Regions from separate parts of the Homo sapiens genome. Here region 1 is linked to region 2. Evidence: read pairs that join two places in POLR2A ChIA-PET (ENCODE). Cell type or tissue: K562. All regions are shown on one strand. Region 1 overlaps PI4KA (phosphatidylinositol 4-kinase alpha). Region 2 overlaps AIFM3 (AIF family member 3).

What was found. Peaks named below come from ENCODE experiments on the same cell type or tissue, not always from the same donor. Only the 100,000 strongest peaks of a DNase experiment are listed, where the experiment ranks them.
Region 1: POLR2A ChIA-PET joins it to region 2 with 6 read pairs; 2 of 35 experiments call an interaction of 5 or more read pairs at or near these places.

What each region holds. Positions count from the first base shown.
Region 1 is chr22:20,812,191-20,817,190 of GRCh38, forward strand. It overlaps PI4KA (phosphatidylinositol 4-kinase alpha), which reads right to left. Exons shown (of 55, transcript NM_058004.4): 8 at 1,168-1,316. Among named protein-coding and RNA genes, the nearest start is that of SERPIND1, 41 kb to the left of the region's middle. In K562, no CTCF peak of the experiment used is centred here; no DNase peak of the experiment used is centred here.
Region 2 is chr22:20,970,700-20,975,699 of GRCh38, forward strand. AIFM3 (AIF family member 3) reads left to right here. Exons shown (of 21, transcript NM_001386814.1): 3 at 2,608-2,821; 4 at 3,059-3,168; 5 at 3,364-3,473; 6 at 3,553-3,597; 7 at 3,826-3,922; 8 at 4,005-4,117; 9 at 4,993-5,000. Among named protein-coding and RNA genes, the nearest start is that of AIFM3, 5.9 kb to the left of the region's middle. RefSeq lists a silencer at 1,209-1,400. In K562, no CTCF peak of the experiment used is centred here; DNase peaks (open chromatin) are centred at 784, 1,922 and 3,025; H3K27me3 peaks cover 3,868 bases.

The DNA of each region.
Region 1 (5,000 bases), 160 kb before region 2:
TCTGGGGCACTGACACTGAGAAGCAGTTTAGGTAGTTTTCCTTCTTGACAGCAACTTCAAAAACATCCTAGCCTATTTAGTAATTCATTATGGTTCCATCCTCATTAATTATTACCTATGTTGTAATGTCTTCTTACATCTTCAGCCTGAAGCCATTCTCTGAGGGATTTCTATTCACACTCCACACAGCAGGGAGGTGGCCACTCCTCAGCACATGCTCCATGCTATCCAAATTGTTCTCATTTCCAAGACAGCAAGCCCAATCTTGAGAGTCTGGCCTTGATGACATCATCACCCGTACCTATTCAAATCTGTCTTGAACCATCCTAGCTTGATTGTAACAACTTCAGGGCCCCTGGATCTTTATTTTGTAATTTTTTTTGAGATGGAGTCTCACTCTGTTGCCCAGGCTGGAGTGCAGTGCTGCGATGTTGACTACTGCAACCTCCACCTCCAAGGTTCAAGCGATCCTCCTAACTCTGCCTCCTGAGTAGCTGGGATTACAGGGATCCACTACCATGTACAGCTAAAGTTTTGTGTTTTTTAGTAGAGATGGGATTTCACCATGTTGGCCAGGCTAGTCTCGAACTCCTGACCTCAAGTGATCCGCCCACTTTGGCCTCCCAAAGTTGGGATTACTGGCATGAGCCACGGCGTCCAACCAGGGTCCCTGAATCTGACCAAAGCTCTGGCCATTTAAGGAATCGAACAATGGCCCTGGTGTTTTCTCTGGTATCACCCTCAATGTCATCCAAAGGTACCCAAATATGAAAAAGTCAGGTTTTGTTATTAACCCAAATAGAGCCACCCCTTAGAGGAAGTCAAGCCCAGGAAAAGCACTGGACTTGGAGTCAGAATCCCTGGACTGGATGCAGCCCAGCTGCTGGCCTACATATCCATGACGTGTTTGACACCGATTTCCTGACCTCCAAATGGGGATGCATGGGTGCCTCCCCAACATGGTTGCTCAAGAATGAAATGAGAAACCAGTATACAATGATTCCATGAATGTTACTCTACTTCCTTCATTAATCTGCAAGTTTATGACTATTAAATTGTACTTTGAAATACTGGTACTCTGAGTTTTTCTTTTAAAAATACAAGTTTCACCACTAGCAATTTTACTGACATATCCATGGTCTGTTCATCCATCAGTTCTTTGCTTACCAGGTTTAAGAGTTCCCGAAGCATTTCCAATGGAATGTTAAACTCCTTATATGTGACACCGTTGAAAAGGGGAGAGACTGAGAAGCTGGAGCTGATGGTTGAAAAGTAGTACTCAGGCTCTAGGGCAGTCCCATCGGGCAAGCAGGAGGCTGGTGGGAGATAAAGCTGGAAACTCAGCCGTGGTGACAGGCAACTAGGGTACTTCCTCAAGCTGACTCCCCCAATAACCAACAAAGGTGCAGATTTTGCCTTTATTTATATCCCAATTCTCTGCATGTTTTTAAATTAACAACTACAGGGTAGATTGCAAATCCTTGGGGACTGATGCCCCTCACCTGTGTCTTTCAGGTCAAAGACTCAGATATGATGGTCCTAATATTTCCATCTTAGACAATATAACTTAGTATGTGGGAAGTGAAAAAAGAATTGTATCTTTTTTATTTTTATTTTTATTTTTTTGAGACAGAGTCTCGCTCTGTTGCCCAGGCTGGAGTGCAGCAGTGTGATCTCAGCTCACTGCAACCTCTGCCTCCCAGGTTCAAGCAATTCTCCTGCCTCAGCCTTCCGAGTAGCTGGAATAACAGATGCCCGTCGCCACACCTAGGTAATTTTCGTATTTTTAGTAGAGATGGCGTTTCGCCATGTTGGCCAGGCTAGTCTCGAACTCCTGACCTCAAGTGATCCACCTGTCTCGGCCTCCCAAAGTGCTGGGATTACAGGCGTGAGCCACCATGCCCAGCAGAAATACACCTTTTTAAAGGTGAAGAGATATGAAAGCTTGGGGTCCACAGGGCCTCAGAGATATTTTCTCACCAAAATTAGAAAAAAAAATGCACACTACTAGAAGTTTCAAAGTCAGAGCAACTAAGTGAAATACACCTGTCACTAAAAGACAAATACTGTACGATCCCACTTATTAGAGGAACTTAAATCATACATAGAGGTAGAATGGTAGCTATCAGTGACTGGGGGAAGGGGAAATGGGGAATAATTGATGTATAGTTTCAGTTTCACGAGATGAAAAGAGTTTTTGAGATGAATTGTAGTGATAGTTGCACAATATTATAAATGTATTCAATACTACTAAACTATACACTTTAAAATAATTAAGGCCAAGCATGGTGGCTCATGCCTATAAACCCAGAGTTTTCGAAGGCTGAGGTGGGAGGATTGCTTGAGTCCAGGAATTCAAGACCAGCCTGGGCAATATAGGGAGATCCTGTCTCTACAAAAAATAAAAATTAGCCGGATACAGCACCATGGGCCTATAGTCCCAGCTACTCAGGAAGCTGGAGCAGGAGGGTTGCTTGAGCCTGGGAGGTCGAGGCTACAGTGGAGCTATGAATTTGTCACTGCACTCCAGTCTGGGTAACAGAGTAAAATCCTGTATTAAAAAAAAAAAATGACATAGCAAATTTTATGTTATGTGTATTTTACCACAATAAAAAAAAAAGAAGGAAAAAAATCAACAAAAATAAAGTCATTCAGTCATTTGACATTTAATAAATATAAACCCAGACCCAATGCAGTGGCTCACACATGTAATCCCAGCACTTTGGGAGGCTGAGGTGGGAAGATCGCCTCATCCCAGGAGTTTGAGACCAGCCTGGGCAACACGACGAGACCCTGTCTCTACATAAATAAAATTATTTTAAATTAAAATAGAAATATAGTAAATAGGAACCCAAAAGCATATAATTGTTTGAAAATCCATTATTTAGAAACTATAATAGAAAACTATGAGGCCAGGTGTGGTGGCTCACGCCTGTAATCCCAGTACTTTGGGAGGCCGAGGCGGGTGGATCACAAGGTCAAGAGATTGAGACCATCCTGGCAAACATGGTGAAACGCTGTCCCTACTAAAAATACAAAAATTAGCTGGGCGTGGTGGCACGTGCCTGTAATCCCAGCTACTTGGGAGGCTGAGGCAGGAAAACTGCTTAAGCCCGGGAGGCTGAGGTTGCAGTGAGCCAAGATTGCACCACTGCACTCCATTCTGGTGACAGTAGGAGACTGCGTCTCAAAAAAAAAAAAAAAAAAAAACAAATCAAAACAAACAAACAAAAAACTATGATTGAAAAACAGATGAATTTGTAATATTTTCATAAGACAGTATCAATTCATAAAGAAGTGAATACTAAATTTTATGACTTTTTCAAGCACTAGAGAACAGACTCAAAGAGTTTAGTTTAGCTCCAGTTGTGTCAAAGCTGGTATCTCACAGCTGGCAGCACACTGCCAATCTGTCTAAAGAGGACGCAAACCAGCAACTTACAGCAGAAAGGATGGGCAACAATACCACTGGGAGCTGAGACGCCAAGAGGCCAACATAAGAAATGGCCACTGAAAGAGGGAACAAGTAAGGAAAGAAGGGAGGGAGAAACAGCCGGATTAAAAAGGGTAGATGAGGGAGAAGGGAAGGTTGTGATTATCGGGCACTTCTCAGAAAGACACCATGAAATATGGGCTAAGTCCTGTGTGGCTGAACCCCACAGAGGACACAGATGATGGCAAACGACAGGGGCTGCAGGAACTAGGGACCTAACATTTGGGATTTACGCAGGGGGTGTCATTGAAACTTCTTTTTTTTTTTTCCTGTGAGACAAGAGTCTCACTCTGTTGCCCAGGCTGCAGTGCAGTGTCACGATGTCTGCTCACCGCAACCTGCGTCTCCCAGGTTCAAGTGATTCTCATGTCTCAGTCTCCTGAGTAGCTGGGATTATAGGTGTGAGCCACTGCACCCGGCTAATTTTTGTATTTTTAGTAGAGATCGGGTTTTGCCATGTTGGCCAGGCTGGTCTCGAACTCCTAGTCTCAAGTGATCCACCTGTCCCAAAGTGCTGGGATTACAGGTGTCAGCCACTGTGCCCAACCTGAAAGTTTTTAAGCAGGAAAAGAAGTGATCAAATTTGCGCTATTAAAAATAATTCTTATTTATTTTTTATTTTATTTAGTTTTTAAGGGTCTCACTATGTTGCCCAGGCTAGTCTCAAACTCCTAGGCTCAAGCAATCCTCCTACATGGGCCTCCCAAGGTGCTGTGATTACAGGCGTGAGCCACATCTCCTGGCCTAAAAACAATTCTTAAAAACTAAATTCTTACAGCAGTTTGGAAGAGGGCCTGGGAAGGGAGATAGAAGGACCGGCTGTAAGAAAAGTCTTAGTATGTGGTGTTGTATACCTGAAGTCCCAGCTACTTGAAAGGGCAAGGCCAGAGGATCATTATGACTGCACCCCTGCACTCCAGCCTGGGTGACAGAGCAGGACCCCAACTCAAAAAAAAGAAAAAGTCCAAGTAAAACAGGTAGTTTGAGAGGAAACTCAGAAGGCACAGGGTCTGCTGCTGTCTGTCCTACAGTGAGGCATTTCAGAGAGCAGGGCTCGCTTGTCTCGTCACCACTACAGGCAAAGTGGGCGGCAGCCAAGTCTGATGGAGTGATACGTGGGGATCTCGCAGTCAGCCACATTAGTGTGCTCCCATCTGCCACTTACTGGATGTGCTCAAAGTGGGGCAGCGGTCATGGAGAGGAGCCCTCACCACAGAGGGTGGACAATGAGCTGTTTACCAGGAAAAGGGAAGCCTCCAAGGGCACATCATGGCCATCCTAAAATGCCCCAAAGGCAGGCAGGTGGCAGTGAGATTTTCAGAGCCTGGAGGAATACATTCTATACTTAAACAAGGAGTTGTCTCTAAGAGGTGCGATTCTGAGTGGCTGAAATTAGCTCTTATATTCTAACACATATATAGAATGTAACCTGTTACATTCTCACAGATCTAAGAGATGGAAAGCTTCCTACATTTATGTAAGCCCAGATATTCCCTTTTTCCTTCAA
Region 2 (5,000 bases):
ATCTGCCTGCCTCGGCCTCTCAAAGTGCTGGGATTACAGGCATGAGCCATCATTCCCGGCCAACTGGCAATTTTTAAATTTTTTGTAGAGACTGCATCTCACCCTGTTGCCCAGGCTGGTCTTGAACTCCTGGACTCAAGCGATCCTCCTGCCTTGGCCTCCCAAAGTGTTGGGATTACAGGCATGAGCCACCACACCTGGCCTTCTCTCCATTTTATAATAAAGGCATCTTAAGGCCCAAAGGGGCTAAGGCAGGTCTTATGGGCAGCCAGAAGTCATGGAGCTGGGGCTGATCCAGTTTTGTGGGTGAGCAGAGACGCCTCTCCCCTCTACCTTTCCAAAGGGCCCCTGACTTAATGGCTTCCATTAGACTGCATCAGTGAGTGGGCTTGGAGCCTTCTGGGAGGAGGTGGAGGATGAGAGCAGCCTGGCTTGGCATTATCTGGCCCCCCTGCCAGGCTATTTGTGAGCTCCCACAGCTTCCACAGCTGGTGTCAGCTAAGTCCAAAGTATTTCTCTTTTTAATTCTTCCAAAAACATTCTAACACCATTACATAAGGTATAGAAAATGGAATGAAAGCCCCACCCATAACCCCCCACCTGATACGATGGCCTCAGTGTGGCTCTGTGCTCTGCATCCTCCCTGCTGGGCTGGGGTCAAGGAACTGACCTTTTCTTTGCCCCTGTGCCCTGCTATGCCTGGGCCTGAGCTGAGGGCTGGGACTTGGGGCTGGGGAGGGGACCTGGCCAGCGTGGAGGATTTAGCAGAGCATGAGATGATGGATGGGCTGGGCAGCCAGGAGAGGCAACTCCTGAGCCTTGTCTGGGTAGATAGGAAGGATGGCAGCCCCAGCCCAGGGGACAGCTCAGGCAAAGGCCTGGAGGTGCATCTCGGCAGCCTCTCTGGGTTCTTGGTTTCTGGAGTGTCAGTTCTGAGGTGGAAGGGATGAGAGGTAAAACCCAGAGGTGCTGGTGCCTTGGGAAGTGAGAGAGGTACCTCCTGCTCCAGCATCGGGCCCATGCTGTGCCAGGGGCTTAGTGTCCATCACTCAGCTTCCTCCCTGCAGCAGCAGCCTGGGAGGCCAGATTATTGCTGCTAAAAATTCTGTTTATTGTTCCCTTCTAATTAGAAAAATATCCCAGGCACATCACAGGGAATTTGGAAAATGTGCAAAAGTATAAAGAAGAAAATGGCAATCTCTGGCTCACTCCCCGCTAGAGCTGGCCCCGTGGGCACGCTGGGGAAGTGGCTCTGTATGGAGGCTGTGGGGGGGGGGGGCTGTGCCCCCTCTGTGCCATCCACATGCATTCCCATGCTCAGGTTCACCCCCAGGGCACACGAGGACACTGAAAACCCAGCACCTGGTTAGTGATGAAGGATTCTCAAATTGGTGAGAAGAGCTATTTTGAGAAGTTGAAATCGGGCCGGGAGTGGTGGCCCACGCCTGTAATCCCAGCATTTTGGGAGGCCGAAGCGGGTGGATCACCTGAGGTCAGGAGTTCGAGACCAGCCTGACCAACATGGAGCCCTGTCTCTACTAAAAATACAAAAATTAGTCAGGTGTGGTGGCACACGCCTGTAATCCCAGCTGCTCAAGAGGTTGAGGCAGGAGAATCGCTTGAACCTGGGAGGGGGAAGTTGCAGTGAGCCAAGATCGCACCATTGCACTCCAGCCTGGGCAACAACAGCGAAACTCCATCTCAAAAAAAAAAAAAAAAGAAGAAGTTGAAATTATGCTGTGAATTATGCTGTGTACATTTTTTTTAATTTTTGAAAAAAATTCAAATATATGGGAAAGTTGTAAGACTAGAACAATGAACCCTTGACTTCCTGTCACCCAGATTCACTGGCTGGGAACTGAGCTGCTGCCACTTTTGAATTCCTGTATGTACATGAGTCATACCCTGAGATGTCAGGGACATTGTCATTGTCCATCAGAAGATGCAGGACTGTAGGGCCTCAGGGTTCTTTCTGCCACAGAGGTTTCTGCAGCCAGGAGAACTGCAGGGTCGAAGGAACTCAGCTCTGTGTCCCCCTCACTAACACTGTAATTGAAAAAGGAGGCGGGGTGTGGTAGCTCAAGCCTGTAATCCCAGCACTTTGGGAGGCTGAGGCGGGCAGATCACTTGAGGTCAGGAGTTTGAGACCAGCCTGGCCAACATGGCAAAACCCTGTCTCTACCAACCCTGTCACGCCACACCTCTGGCGTGGTGGTATGCACATGAAGTCCCAGCTACTGGGGAGGCTGAGATGGGAGAATCACTTGAACCCAGGAGGCAGAGACTGCAGCGAGCCGAGATTGCATGACTGCACTACAGCTTGGGCGACAGAGTGAGACCCTGTCTCAAAAAAAAAAAGAAAAAAGAGACATGCAGAAACGAATTCAAGCAGACCCGGGAGCACCCCCACCCATCCATGCCCCTCCGCTGCTTCGTGCCAGGTTTAAGGCTCTTTGCTGGGCTGGTGGTGCAGAGGGAATTCTGGGGAGGTTGCCAGGCAGGGCTGAGCCTCCTGGCACCCCGAGGAGCTGGCCTCTGCACCCAGCTTGAGGGATGGGGGAGGAAGTTGGCTGAGGTGGGGGGCTCAAGGCGCTGCCTTGCCCACAGTGGAGCTCAAGATCGAGGTGGTGCTGCCTGAGAAGGAGCGAGGCAAGGAGGAGCTGTCGGCCAGTGGGAAGGGCAGCCCCCGGGCCTACCAGGGCAATGGCACGGCCCGCCACTTCCACACGGAGGAGCGCCTGTCCACCCCTCACCCCTACCCCAGCCCTCAGGATTGCGTGGAGGCTGCTGTCTGCCACGTCAAGGACCTCGAGAATGGCCAGTGGGTTCTGGGCTTGCCTGGGAGCGGGGATCAGGGGTCCCAAGGTGGGAGGGTGAGGGGGCCATAGCCGGGGGTCGGGGTTGGCCTGAAGGGGCTATGACCAGCTGCTGCCCTGGTCACTGCCTTTGTGGCTTCTACCGGTCTGGGCCTGCTCCCCAGAAGGCTGGACACTGGGAGGAGCTGCCAGGAGGTTGTGCCTGGTGTCTGGCCTGACCTCTGAGTGCTGCGGTTCCCCAGGATGCGGGAAGTGGAGCTGGGCTGGGGGAAGGTGTTGCTGGTGAAGGACAATGGGGAGTTCCACGCCCTGGGCCATAAGTGTCCGCACTACGGCGCACCCCTGGTGAAAGGTGAGCTGTCAGGTGGGAGGCGTGAGGGGGACCTTCCAGGCCCCATGCCAGCTTGGCTCCTCCCCAGACCCCAGGATCTTCATCTATTAGTGAAGTCTCCTGGGCTGTGGGGAGGGGCCCGCAGTTGCCGGGGCACTGAGATCCTTGGGAAGCAACCCCTGCTGGTGGGCGCAGCCTAACACCTCCCCTTCCCAGGCGTTCTGTCCCGTGGTCGGGTGCGCTGCCCCTGGCACGGCGCCTGCTTCAACATCAGCACTGGGGACCTGGAGGACTTCCCTGGCCTGGACAGTCTACACAAGTTCCAGGTGGGGCCAGGAGTGCGATGGGGTGGGAACCTGGGGGTGTGGGGTTCGGGGCTGGTCCTGAGCAATGCAGCCCTTGCAGGTGAAGATTGAGAAGGAGAAGGTGTACGTCCGGGCCAGCAAGCAGGTGAGGGGATAGCTCGGGGCTCAGGCAGAAGGGAGGAGCCGGGAGGGCATCTTGGCCCAGAGAATGCCATGTGCAAAGCCCTGTGGTGGGAGGAGCTTGGCACGTGTCACTGGAGCAGAGTGAGGGGTTGCGGTAGGGATGAGGCTGGGCTGGAGCGCCAGGACCTGCCTGCCAGGATGATGGCATGCAGAGGATGGCAGTGACCCTCCACCCTCCTGGCACCCACAGGCCCTACAGCTGCAGCGAAGGACCAAGGTGATGGCCAAGTGTATCTCTCCAAGTGCTGGGTACAGCAGTAGCACCAATGTGCTCATTGTGGGTGCAGGTTGGTAGTGGGGTCATGAGGGGCAGGGTGGGAGATGGGATTGGTGAGAAGTGGTTCCTGGCCCACGGGCCCCTCCCCTCAGGTGCAGCTGGCCTGGTGTGTGCAGAGACACTGCGGCAGGAGGGCTTCTCCGACCGGATCGTCCTGTGCACGCTAGACCGGCACCTTCCCTACGACCGTCCCAAGCTCAGCAAGGTACAGGGGGTGGGGCAAGTAGGGACCCTATCCCTCTGGGTCCCAGTTAAGCCCACTTCAAGCCTTGCTTGTCACCCCATTGGGGTCTGGCCGGCTGCCCTCCCTGCTTATGCCAGGCCTGTCCGTGGTACCCCCAAAAGATCTAGATTTGTTGTTGTTGTTTTGAGACAGGGTCTCACTCTGTCGCCCAGGCTGGGATGCAGTGGCGCCTTCTCGGCTCACTGCAACTTCCACCTCCTGGGTTCAAGCGATTCTCATGCTTCAGCCTTCCGAGTAGCTGGGATTACAGGTGTGCACCACCACCATGCCTGGCTAATTTTTTGTATTTTTAGTAGAGATGGGGTTTCACCATGTTGCCCAGACCAGTCTTGAACTCCTGAGCTCAGCCCATCCGCCCACCTCAGCCTCCCAAGGTGCTAGGATTACAGGTGTGAGCCACTGCACCTGGCTTTTCTTTTTTTGAGACAGAGTCTTGCTCTGTCACTCAGGCTGGAGAGCAGTGCCTGTCTCACGGCTCACTGCAGCGTCGACCTCCACCTCCCGGGCTCAAACGATCCTCCCACCTCTGCCTCCCGGGTAGCTAGGACTACAGGCGCGCACCACCATGCCTGGCTAATATTTTGTATTTTTTGTAGAAATGAGGTCATTTTTGTCATGCTGCCCAGGCTGGTCTTGAACTCCTGGTTCAAGCGATCCTCCTGTCTCAGCCTCCCAAAGTGTTGGGATCACAGGCATGAGTCACTGCGCCTGGCCAGATCTGGGTTTGCTGAGTTCTGTCCTGCAGCCCCTATGTGACTGGGGCTGGCCCCACCTTCCCTGGGCCCCAGTGTCTTCTGCTGTAAACTGGCTCCTCTCAAGCTGGCTCTCCCCTGCAGTCCCTGGA